Regions from separate parts of the Homo sapiens genome. Here regions 2, 3 and 4 are each linked to region 1. The links are chromatin contacts, found by Hi-C or POLR2A ChIA-PET in ENCODE. All regions are on one chromosome and are shown on one strand. The core of a region is the stretch at or near the end of the contact, and the rest is flanking DNA. Distances in the headings are between cores, read along the strand shown.

Region 1 (2,798 bases), core at 161-2,660:
GAATTAAGTTTCTACGACCCATATGGATTCACCACTGCTAACGCAAGCATTTAATGAAAGCATAGCTTCAGTTTTATGTCGAGCTAAATTAATTGACTCAAATATCTTCTATTTGCCTAACCTCCATCTTGCCCTTTCATTTAAAGTCATTAATTTTAAGTACTCAGTTTATGAAACCATTCTTATTTCTATAATTAAGAAATCAAAATGTTATACACAGGAATAACTGATTTTTAATACTTCCAGGATCTTTGAATTTTATATACCAAACTTGCTAAATCCATGAAAATCAATGTCTCAGTTTCCTAGACCAAAGAATTTTTTGATCAACGTCTTAATGACCATGACTGAGCCTCATCTATTTTAGAACCTTTAAACTCTTTTACTATCCAAAAAATAAGCTGAGCAGAAAAGGATGCTTTAATTTGAAAGTGTAAAATGCCTCTAGGTGAGCTTCTGTGAATTTTCATTATTATGATAGGTTTAGCCTCACATTATATGATACAATGAATCAATACATTTAATTTGTCTTCTTTTGGAGACTTTGGAGGCATCAAATCAAGGCTTTGACTGGTCTTAATGGACAATACCCATACAATCTATCTGGCCCATTAAGTTTAGTCCTGTAAATATTTACTAAGGGCCTTCTCTGCACAAGACCAAATAGCTATTAACCAAAGGTTAAAAGAATCTGAGACAGTTCAAGAACTGTTCTGCTTTGCTTTCTATGCGGTTTTGTGAACTCTTGCTTTGTTATAAAACAAATTCACTTTCAAGTCTTTTGACCAAATTGGATGTAGCCTGGGAAACATTTTCAAAACCTGCAATTCTACCTCACGTCTAGCTCCCCAGAACAGTGTTAGTGGCCTGAGAAACAGAAGGACTAGCTAGTGGGAAGGCCCCAGAGAGAAAAACTGAAACAAACCTGGCCACAAAAACAGAAGAGCTGAACAGCAGCATTGCCTCCGGGAGTAACTGACTTATATCTCATTTTCTTTAACACTGAGAAGAGAATACAAATGGCGGGATTAGGTGAAGAGAAATGCTGTCAAAATCAACAACTAGCAGCTGCTCTGGAAGAAAACCAGAAGACGTGTGTGACCCAAATATTCATTTCCCAACTCAAAAATATTTCCTATAAGCAAATCACACACGAGGTGTTATTCCCAGAGGAGTGTGGGGACTTTCTCTGATTTAGGACTCAGAACTGATACACAAATGCCAGTACAAACTACACAGTAACTATATACATATCAGAAATATAACCCACTTAGAAAAACACCCAGGACTTACACAGATTTTTGAGACTTCTGTACTTAATAACTAGCTATACAATTATTTTCTTTTACAAAAGAAAAGAATGTGTTGCTTACCAAGACAACCTGCTTGTCTGTTCCATTTGGCAGTCTGTAAGAAATTCAAGCACTTCCTTGAATTTATTTCACTGTTAACCACATTTGGTGTTGAAAACAAAACAAAACAAAAAGGCTGTTTTATGCCACCTACCGAATTCCACTGGAATTACATTACATAGTTAAGAATAAACTTATTTTCTCTTATTCATATGTAGCATAGTCTGTGGGTTACCTGATAGGCCTGTATTAAAATAGAATCACGTTTCTATGGTTCCAAATTTCACTACAGTCAGTTTACTATTGTCTACACTGATGAAGTAAATGAGGTAATGTTAATAATCCACAGATCATAATTGGCTGAATTCAAAATGCTTACCGTGGTGGCTATGCTTGGCAGAAGTGTGCGTCTGGGTGTGTTTCGGCTGCTTTGTTTTTCCTCTTGCCTTTTCATCCATCCACTATTAAAAGTGGAAAGAGGGAGGGGTCGAGATTAAAGTTTTGCTGAAGCACACTCGTAAAGAGGGAAGATCATTCATGTGCTGGTTACAGGATGGATGTTAATCACGTCTTTTTTGACAAGTTGATTTTCAGAGAAAATTTGGTGCTGAATTTTTTTCCACTGATCTTTTCAAGCTTTCTTCAAAACATATTTTTGTAAACCCTAAGTGAAAAATATGCTAAGAAGAAAAGAGATTCTTAGCGTGTTTTTCACATAGGGTTTATAAAAATCCTGGGGTTTGTTGACAGCATGTTCAAGGAAGACATTCTGATAGCTCTACTCTTGCCTTTTCCAGTAATGACAACAACAAAATAACAACACAATAAATGGGCAAATAAAGCTATGGGATTCCAGCTGACTGCCTCTGAAGTTGATCTCAGCCTGCATGGTGTCCAGTCAAAACCGGATGTGGGGATGACAAAACTGCCTCCCTTCCTTCCCTCCACGGTTCTCTCCCGTAATCAGCTTTTCTACCACACAGCGAGCAAGGCCAACTTCCCTAAACTAAGAATGCTGAGATTCTTTTCGACTTATAATGTTCTGACTGTCTCTCTCTGTTTCCCCTTACCTCAGAATTTGTTTAATAGAGGAAATATGTTATGTCTACAGATATTTTCTGAAACTGAAAGAATGAAACCACCCACCTGCCATTTCCTCCCTGAGACCCATAACTGGACAGGAGGGAGGTGTCTTTGACTAAGAATTTAGTTCCTGGCTCCCAAAGGCATTGACTTTGTGAATCCAGGCTGAGGGAGCAATGCCCAGGGGAGGGAAGTGGGCAGGGCAGTAAGGGAAGCTTCTCAGCACTCTGAATTCCTGTTTTTCCCCACAGACTCATCCCCACTACTCCCAGTTGTGTACATGATTACAAGTGTGTGTGTCTCTGCCCACCCCTAGCCCATACCTGGGCATTTCTTTTTGGATTCAGGGCAGTAAAAATATGC
Region 2 (2,798 bases), core at 185-2,684, 350 kb before region 1:
TATTTATATTCACCTGTTTTGGCGTGAAAGGTAATATTACGTTGAAAAACATCTTTTTTTTTCTCTTTTAGTATTAAACTTTTATTTTAAGCTCAGGGGTAGATGTGCAGGTTTGTTTAGATAAACTTTTGTCATGAGGGTTTGTTGTACAGATTTTTTTTTTTTTTTTTCTTTTGGAGATGGAGTCTCACTCTGTCACCCAGGCTGGAGTGCAGTGGTGTGATCTCGGCTCACTGCAACCTCCACCTCCCAGGTTCATGCAATTCTCTCCTGCCTCAGCCTCCTGAGTAGCTGGGATTACAGGCACATGCCACCACGCCTGGCTAATTTTTGTATTTTTACTAGAGACGGGGTTTTGCCATGTTGGCCAGGCTGGTCTCGAACTCCTGACTTCACGTGATCTGCCTGCCTCAGTCTCCCAAAGTGCTGGGATTCCAGGCATGAGCCACCATGCCTGGCCTGTTGTACAGATTATTTTGTCATCCAGATGTTAAGCCTAGTGTACATTAATTACGTTTCCCAATCCTCTCCCTCCTCGACCCTCCACCCTCTGCTGGGCCCCAGTGTCTGTTGTTCCCCTCTCTGTTTCCATGTGTCAACATCACACTATTAACATTTGTAAATGTATATCTGTGTATCACCCCCAAATTATCATGCTTACCCTATGAGTACCCGTACCACAGATTGAGCAAAACCAGCTTTAAGTACTCAGCTCGGCTGCCCTGCGTTAGTCACCTCCCTCCACCAGTGCATACCATGAGCATAAAATAGTTTCTGGGAGGTCAGTGATTCACTTGGTATTTACTTGTTTTCTAGACTTTAGGAAAAAGGAAATCTTTCTATATGAAAATCATGTACACATCTACAGAAAACCTCATCTTTGTTGTGTTCCAGAGCTTTAAAAGCAAGCAGCACATCTGCTGCAACATCCTCTCATGCCTGCATCAGAGCCTGGAGCCCACCTTGACTGGCGCCCACACCTGGCAGGAAAGGTGAAGGTCCTGTGCTTGCTCCTCCTCTGCTCTGCTGGTCACCAGCTGGTGGGTCAGTCAGCTGGACCTGCACAACATTGAGGAGGCTGGTGGTGACCGCTGCAGCTCTGCATAGTTGGGGATTTGGGGATGTGGAAGGAAATTGTTTAACTCTCTGGTGGAATCAAACCAATCAATATCGCTATTTGGGCTTTCAATTAAAAACAGAACAATAAATCCTATCCTCCTTTTTCGCAAAGCTTCACTTATGTCCTACATTTGTGTTACTGACAGGAAGTTGGGGGCTGCAGAGAGTAAATTTTGGTATGCTAGGTATATGCCCCTACAAGGAAGATCAGTGCTCAATAATAATGAGAAGACTTCCTGGCTTTTCCTGCCAACTCCCAGGAAGGGTTTACTGCCTTGCAAAGAGTTCTAACTTCTTCAAAACAAGCTCTCAGGAAAGGGCCGGAGAGTAGCTCTTTGTTAATCATTGATTTTACTGAAGTGATTCCAGGGATCGCAGGTGCAAACAGCCTGTAGGACCAGCTTTAGAAAAAGCCATGTCACAAAGACACGTGGCATTTGACGTGCACATCAGCATTAGAGATCAAAAGGGACTCTGTGTCTGTAGGACTGGAGAAGGTATGACCTGTCTAAGGAAGACCCCCTGGTGCCAGTTGTTGGTTTGTGTGTGTGTGTGTGTGTGTGTGTGTGTGTGTGTGTGTGTGTGTGTGTTTGTTTTGAGATGGAGTCTGGCTCTGTTACCCAGGCTGGAGTGCAGTGGCACGATTGCAGCTCACTGAAACCTTGGCCTCCAGGGTTCAAGTGATTCTCCTGCCTCAGCCTCCTGTGTAGCTGGGACTACAGGCATGCGCCACCAAGCCCAGCTAATTTTTGTATTTTTAGCAACAGGGTTTCGCCATGTTGACCAGGCTGGTCTCGAACTCCTGACCTCAGGTGATCCACCCACCTTGGCCTCCCAAAGTGCTGGTATTACAGGCATGAGCCACTGTGCTGGGCCGCCAGCTGGTTTTGATATACATGTTCTAGTCTTCCGATTTGTAAAATAATCCGAAGATACAGATTTTTTTTTCCCATGAGAAATTTCCTGGTAGTTTGTAACTTTAGAAACAGATAAAAGAAGGACACTGAAGAATCTAAAAACCAAAAATGAGTGGACTGAACCATAAGTCACCATTGGACAAACTTTTGGCATTACCTTTTATCACAGGACTCCATATTGTAGAACTTCTCTGCCATTGTTGTATAAAGAAGTTGATTCCTCTTTATCAGTTGGATAGGGTTATGGAGAAGTCAAGAGAGTGAGAGATGGAATAAACAGATTAGATTGTGTTAAAGTTCTGCTTTTTTGGTAAACATAAAACTGGTTCAATATCTGCAGTTTCAAAAAGTTTAACCTAGGTTCCTCAAAAAATTAAAAATAGAATTGCCATATGATCCAGCAATTCTACTTCTGAGTATACAACAAAAAGAATGGAAAACAGGATCTCAAATAAATACTTGTACATCCATGTTTATGGCAGCATAGTTCATTGTATTAGGCTGTTGTTGCATTGTTACAAAGAAATACCTAAGACTCAGTAATTTGTAAGAAAAGAGGTTTAATCGGCTCATGGTTCTGTAGGCTGTGCAGGAAGCATAGCAGCATCTGCTTCCAGGGAGGTCTCAAGAAGCTTCCAGTCATGGTGGAAGGCAAACAGGAAGCAGCCACATTTCATGGCAAAAAAAATAGGAGCAAGGAGCGGGGGAGGTGCCAAACACTTTTAAATGATCAGATCTCACAAAAACGTACTATCACTAGGA
Region 3 (2,798 bases), core at 94-2,593, 320 kb after region 1:
TAAAAATTCAGCAATGTTGCAGGTTGCAAGATCAACACACAAAAGTCTAAGAAAAACCTGAGGGGAAATTAAAACAATTTCATTTACAATAACATGAAAAAGAATAAAATACTTAGAAATAAATTTGACCAAGAAAGTGCAAGACTTGGACACTGAAAAGTACAAAACGTTGCTGAAAGAAATTAAAGAAGACCTAAATAAATGGAAGACATCCTGTGCTGGCAGGTTGGAAGACTTAACATTGTTAAGATGGCATTACTCCCAAAATTAGTCTATAGATTTAATACAATCCCCATTAAAATTCCAGTGACCCTTTTACAGAAACTGAAAAGCTGACCCTAGAATTTATATGGGATTGCAAGTTACTGAAGGTACTCAAGTCTGTTCAAAACAATCTTGAACAAGAATAAAGTTGAAGGACTCACATTTTCCAATTTCAAAATTTACTGCAAAGCTACTTCAATCAAAACAGTGTTGTGCTGGTATAAAAATATATAAAGCAATAGAGTAGAATGGAAAGTCCAGAAACAAATTACGCCAATACACTATGGTCAATTGATTTTTGACAAGGGTTCCAGGACCATTCAATGAAGAAAGAACAGTGTCTTCAACTAATAGTGCTAAGACAAGTGAATATTCACATGCAAAAGAATGAATTTGTACCTGTACTTCATACCATATATAAAAATTAATTCAAAATAGATCAAAGACCTAAATGTAAGAGCTAAAACCATAAAACTTTGAGAAGAAAATACAGGAATAAATCTTCATGACCTTGGATTTGGCAATGGTTTCTTAGATATGGCACCAAAAGCACAAGCAACAACAGCAAAAAAAAAAAAAAAAAAAAAAAATCAAAATTAAAAGCTTCTACATATCAAGGGACACTATGAAGAAAGTGAAAAGACAACCCACAGAATGGGAGAAAATATTTGTAAATCTTACATATCTGGTAAGGAACTAATACCTAGAATATATAAGGAACTCCGATGCTCGACAACAAAAAGACAAACCAATTTTAAAATGGGCAAAGGACTTAAATAGACATTTCTCTAATGAAGATATACAAATGGCCGACAAGCACATGGAAAGCACTCAACCTCATCAGTCATTATGCAAATCAGCGCCACAAGAAGATACCACTTCACACCTATTAGAATGACGAAATAGACCTAGGATCTAAACCTACAGGAAAAAAAATGAATAATAGAGAAAATAAATGTTAGAGAGGATGTGGAGAAATTGAAAACCTTCATTCGTTGTTGGTGGGAATGTTAAATGGTGTAGCCACTGTGGAAAACAGTTTGGCAGTTCCTCAATAAGTTAAAAAAAAGAATTACCATATGACCCAGCAAGTCCACTCCTGGGCATATACTGAAAAGAACTGAAAACAGGTGTTCAAGCAAAAACTTTCACGCAAATATTCATTGCAGCACTAGTCACAGTAGCCAAAAAAGAGGAAACAACCCAAATGGCCATCAGCTGATGAATGAATAAACAAATTGTGGTATCTCCACACGGCACAATAGAATATTCAGCCATAAAGAGAAATGAGGGACTGATACATGCTAAAGCATGGATGAGCCTTGAGCGCATTTTTGCCAAGTGAAAGAAGGCAGACACAAAAGGCAACGTATTGCATGAGTGCATTTATATGAAATATCCAAAATAGGCAAATCCATGGAGACAGAAAGCAGATAAATGGTTGTAAGAAGCTGAGAGAAAGGAGTGGGGAGAGATTGCTAAAAAGGAGTTTCCTTCTAGGGTGATGAAAATGTTCTGGAACTACTTATTGGGGATGATTGCACAACATGGTGAAGGTACTCAATGTCACTAATGGTAAATTTCACATACACTTTACCATAATTTTTAAAAAGCTTTATTAGCTACATTATGTTATGATACTTAAATGTCATAACAATAGCATTCTGTACGCTTCACTAGGATAAAAACTTCGGATTTATATGCATCTGGAAGAGAAATTTTTCACTGTAATTTGCAAATAAATGAATTTCTAAAAATCTAACAGAAAGGCTCTTAAATCTTAATTTCAACCTAAGAAGGGAGTGAGAAACAACGAGAACCATGAGGGGAGAGTTAACGGGGAACTTCCCCACCGTCCGGTACATGGCAGGCATTCCACAAATGTTTTCTGAAAGTTGAAATAGACATCTTTTCATGAACTCTGTAATATTTGAAATTATTGATAACTCTTACACAAAAACAAATATTCAATAAAATGATATTTAATTTCACTGTGACTAGATAATACTCATGTAATATTTTTTATTTTTTAACTGGAGTAAAAAAAATCAAATGCCATGAAAAATTACAGGCTACTTATGGCATTTTCATCATTCTGAGTCTTAAAGAACTTATATGAACGCACCACCTCTTCCATCACAGCCTCTGTCCTCATTCCTGAGATGTAGGAGAGTACCGTGTTTTTTTGTATCTTCTCCTGGGGCTGAACAACTTGCAAGCCTCTTGAAGAAATGCCGTATTGACAGATGTGGGTATTGGCATCATCGCTAGACTTCACTGCCACCCTCATTTCCCCCTAGTCCTGGGTAATTATTTGGGCTAACGAGGTATAATCTAGAAAGCAAACCCAGGGAAGCTCGGGAAGCAAATCTAGTGCCCTGGATCTTTGCCCAGGTTCAAGCTGGTTCCATTTGACCATATTTCTTTGTGGATAATAAACAATTATATTTAATTCAGGTATTTTCACATACTTTTGAGGACAGCAAAGATCACCTGGTGGCCATCAAGCAGACCATCTGGAGGCAAAACTCCTT
Region 4 (2,798 bases), core at 155-2,654, 300 kb before region 1:
AGCATAAAGGGATCCCTGGAGTCTCATTGGCACTTAGAGATCTGCTGAAGGGGAAGTCCTCATATTGTCTTAATGATATCGGAGGCCAGTGGTGACTTATATCTAACTGAAGTTACAAACGAACCCAGACCTAGAACAACTACACATGAGATTGACCTCACCCCAAAACACACACACACACACACACACACACACACACACACACGATCAGCATGACAGAAGGTGGTGCCCCTCATAGGAGAGGTGCTAAATGGAAGTACATGATGGTAAAATCCGTGCATTGTTTGAGAAGTAACAGAATATTTGAATGTAGACCATAACAACTTAAAGATGGATGTCTAAATCCTAGAGCAACCACCAAAAAATAGCACAAAGATATGAGTAAAACAAAAATATAATAAAGGAAAGGAAACGATCAGTTAAAAAATAGTTGGTTCACTCAAAAGAAGGCAGGAAATAAAGACAACAAAGAACAAAGGAGACAAATATTAGGATGACAGACTGAAACCCAAACTATCAATAATTAGGTTAAATGTAAATAGATTAAACAATTCAAGTAAAAGGCAGAAATAGTCAATCTGGATAACACAGCAGAGCCCACCTGTATACTGTTTACAAGATAAATATTTTAAGTATAAAGACTCAGACTTGTGACATATAAAGTAAAAGAGCACATGCAAAAGATAGTTATAAGAAAGCTGGCTTGCTATATTCATATCAAGGTAGACTCCAAGGCAAAGAGTAATACCAGAGATGAAGAGAGACATTTCATAATAATCAAATAATTCATTAACCAAGAAGGTCTAACATCTTGAACATGTATGCAACCTAATCACAAAGCATCAAAATACATGGAGAAAACATTGATGAGTCCCAATCATCCGTAAAGGCAGAAATTGATTAATCACAGTCATAGTTGGAGATTTAACACTTCTAGATAAAACTGGTAGACAATGAAAAATCAGAAAGGCTATAGAAGATTTGAACAGCACTACCAACCAATTTGACCTTATTAACATGCGTGAAATACTAACTACATTAAACATCTGCAGACCACACACATTCTAAGAAAGGGTTCAGAGAGGAGAAGGAACGCTGGAGGAAGGAAGACCAAGCAGGTGATGGCTGAAGAAGAAATTTAACTGGTAGGAAGTGTGGAAAACCAAAGTGTTGAATAGAGAGTGCGATGTAAGCCCTTTTCTCCTTCTCCTCGTTAAATGTCTACATTACTCGATGCACTCTACGAGGTGGACTTTGTTTTGGAGATATGAAAAGGTAGACTCCTATTTTGTGGTTGTTGTGGGGTGAAACTAGAGGCTTCCTGTGAGAAGTCAACCATATCGGGCTATGGTTCTGAGTCCCACCCAGGATGTTTAAGGCAGAGGAGCCACTTTCAGCTCAGACACAAGACAGGTGAATGCCTTCATCATGACTGCCAGAGAGGGAGGAGGCCAACCTGGCACCACCATGGAGGTCCTCAAATCTACCACCCTGGCAGAGGCGAGCTGTGAGATGGCCCTGGCTTTTGTGGGACCACCTTCTGAAGGTCATCTGGAACTGGATGAGAAGTGCTCAAGGATATAAGGTTAGGAGCAGTTTCTCCAAGAAACTCCCTCATAAAACCACAGGAAGATGGTGTTTGAGCTAGTTTTGATGGAGACACTTAAGCTCTTGAGAAACTGGATTATTTCCTGGAAGGGGAAACAGGACCACTGCAGAGAGGCCTGAGTGAATTTCACTCCCTGGCTCCAGCCTCATCTGCTGCTGCAGGTTGACCTGGAGCCTGGAGTCCTTCTGTGGGGCTTACAGTGCAGCCAGCACTGCCCGAAGCTGTAGACACTTAGGGAAGGGGTGAGTACTACCAAGGTGAGGACTACTTAGGCAGCCTTGTGTTGTGAGTAGACTAAGCAGCAGAAATGCTACAGAGTGGGCCAGGCCCAGGGGTGAAGAAGCAACAAATCAGTGGAATGTTTGCAATGTTTTGGTCTTAGGAATTATACCAGGCCTCAAAGTCACAAAGCCTCTCTGTGGTCGAACGCCAGCCAGCCCTCACACAGGCATATGGTGGTGTGGGGAGATGCTGGGATCCATGTGGCAAGCTCCTGACCACACATCAACAGAGGGGTCAAAGACCCTCTGTGTCAGACTTGAGGAACTTGTAGAGAGTCATAAGCTGGGTAAATACAATTTTGAAAATCAGGCCTAGGGGAGTGTTTATAGCAAAATAGCAAGAAGAAAAATTTAGGCTTCACCAGCAACCGGGAAGGCTCCTAGATTCTCCTTGACTGTGGAGGAAAAGGTTGAAAGGAAGACCAAGGTAAGGAGACTCAAAGGGAACGGAAATCTTAAAGGGTTATTGGTTAAGTTGCTCACTGTCTGGTACATGATGGAGCCACCCTGTGCCATCTGCCTCTTACAAGCCTCAGGAAAGTCTAGAAGGTTCCTTTGGCTGGAGGAGAAAATGGGAGGCTGAGCCCTGTGGGCTTCAAGGCTGCCACAGTGGAGCTACACATGGATTACACAAATCACAGGGATCCACTTTGTGGAAGGAAATCCACTTTCTCCATTTTTTAACATTGACAGAATCCTAAAAATTAAATAGATCAATCTATGAAGTATGCAGCTCATTTGGAGCTCATGACAGACAAATGAAAATGCAAGGGCAAAGAAAATACACCAAATGCTGTCAGAAGCTGAGCCAACCATATTCTCTTGTCCTGTGTGTTCGTTTGCTAAGGTTGCCTCGTAACTAAGTACCACAGACTGGGTGGCTCAAACCATAGAAATTTATTCTTCTC

What was found. A loop is a pair of places that touch in the nucleus more often than their neighbours do. ChIA-PET counts read pairs that join two places held with the same protein, here RNA polymerase II (POLR2A). Pooled maps may share reads with other maps.
Region 2: a map with no recorded cell type shows a loop between it and region 1 (5-fold over the local background). The contact joins the enhancer-like site here to the promoter of TLR1 in region 1. A Hi-C loop is called at or near these places in 4 of 37 single-sample maps with no recorded cell type and 7 of 50 pooled maps. POLR2A ChIA-PET finds 5 or more read pairs at or near these places in 2 of 52 experiments (GM12878 and activated B cell).
Region 3: a pooled map shows a loop between it and region 1 (3-fold over the local background). The contact joins the enhancer-like site here to the promoter of TLR1 in region 1. A Hi-C loop is called at or near these places in 6 of 37 single-sample maps with no recorded cell type and 10 of 50 pooled maps. POLR2A ChIA-PET finds 5 or more read pairs at or near these places in 1 of 52 experiments (activated CD4-positive, alpha-beta T cell).
Region 4: a map with no recorded cell type shows a loop between it and region 1 (7-fold over the local background). The contact joins the promoter of LINC01259 here to the promoter of TLR1 in region 1. A Hi-C loop is called at or near these places in 9 of 37 single-sample maps with no recorded cell type and 5 of 50 pooled maps.

Annotation. Positions count from the first base shown.
Region 1 is chr4:38,803,381-38,806,178 of GRCh38, forward strand. It overlaps TLR1 (toll like receptor 1), which reads right to left and starts at 1,411. Exons shown (of 4, transcript NM_003263.4): 1 at 1,374-1,411; 2 at 926-1,002. RefSeq lists enhancers at 611-660, 897-1,066, 933-1,102, 1,010-1,179, 1,114-1,283 and 1 more.
Region 2 is chr4:38,448,982-38,451,779 of GRCh38, forward strand. It overlaps LINC01258 (long intergenic non-protein coding RNA 1258), which reads right to left. Exons shown (of 8, transcript NR_110951.1): 5 at 2,194-2,258; 6 at 963-1,059. Among named protein-coding and RNA genes, the nearest start is that of LINC01259, 59 kb to the right of the region's middle. Within about 2 kb of position 1,435, at least 5 of the 41 ENCODE cell types and tissues checked have a DNase peak (open chromatin) inside an H3K27ac peak, as active enhancers do.
Region 3 is chr4:39,123,973-39,126,770 of GRCh38, forward strand. KLHL5 (kelch like family member 5) reads left to right here. Exons shown (of 11, transcript NM_015990.5): 11 at 1-2,261. Among named protein-coding and RNA genes, the nearest start is that of WDR19, 57 kb to the right of the region's middle. Within about 2 kb of position 1,344, at least 2 of the 41 ENCODE cell types and tissues checked have a DNase peak (open chromatin) inside an H3K27ac peak, as active enhancers do.
Region 4 is chr4:38,508,363-38,511,160 of GRCh38, forward strand. LINC01259 (long intergenic non-protein coding RNA 1259) reads left to right here and starts at 1,405. Exons shown (of 3, transcript NR_149076.1): 1 at 1,405-1,585. All of the region lies in intron 1 of LINC01258 (long intergenic non-protein coding RNA 1258), which reads right to left.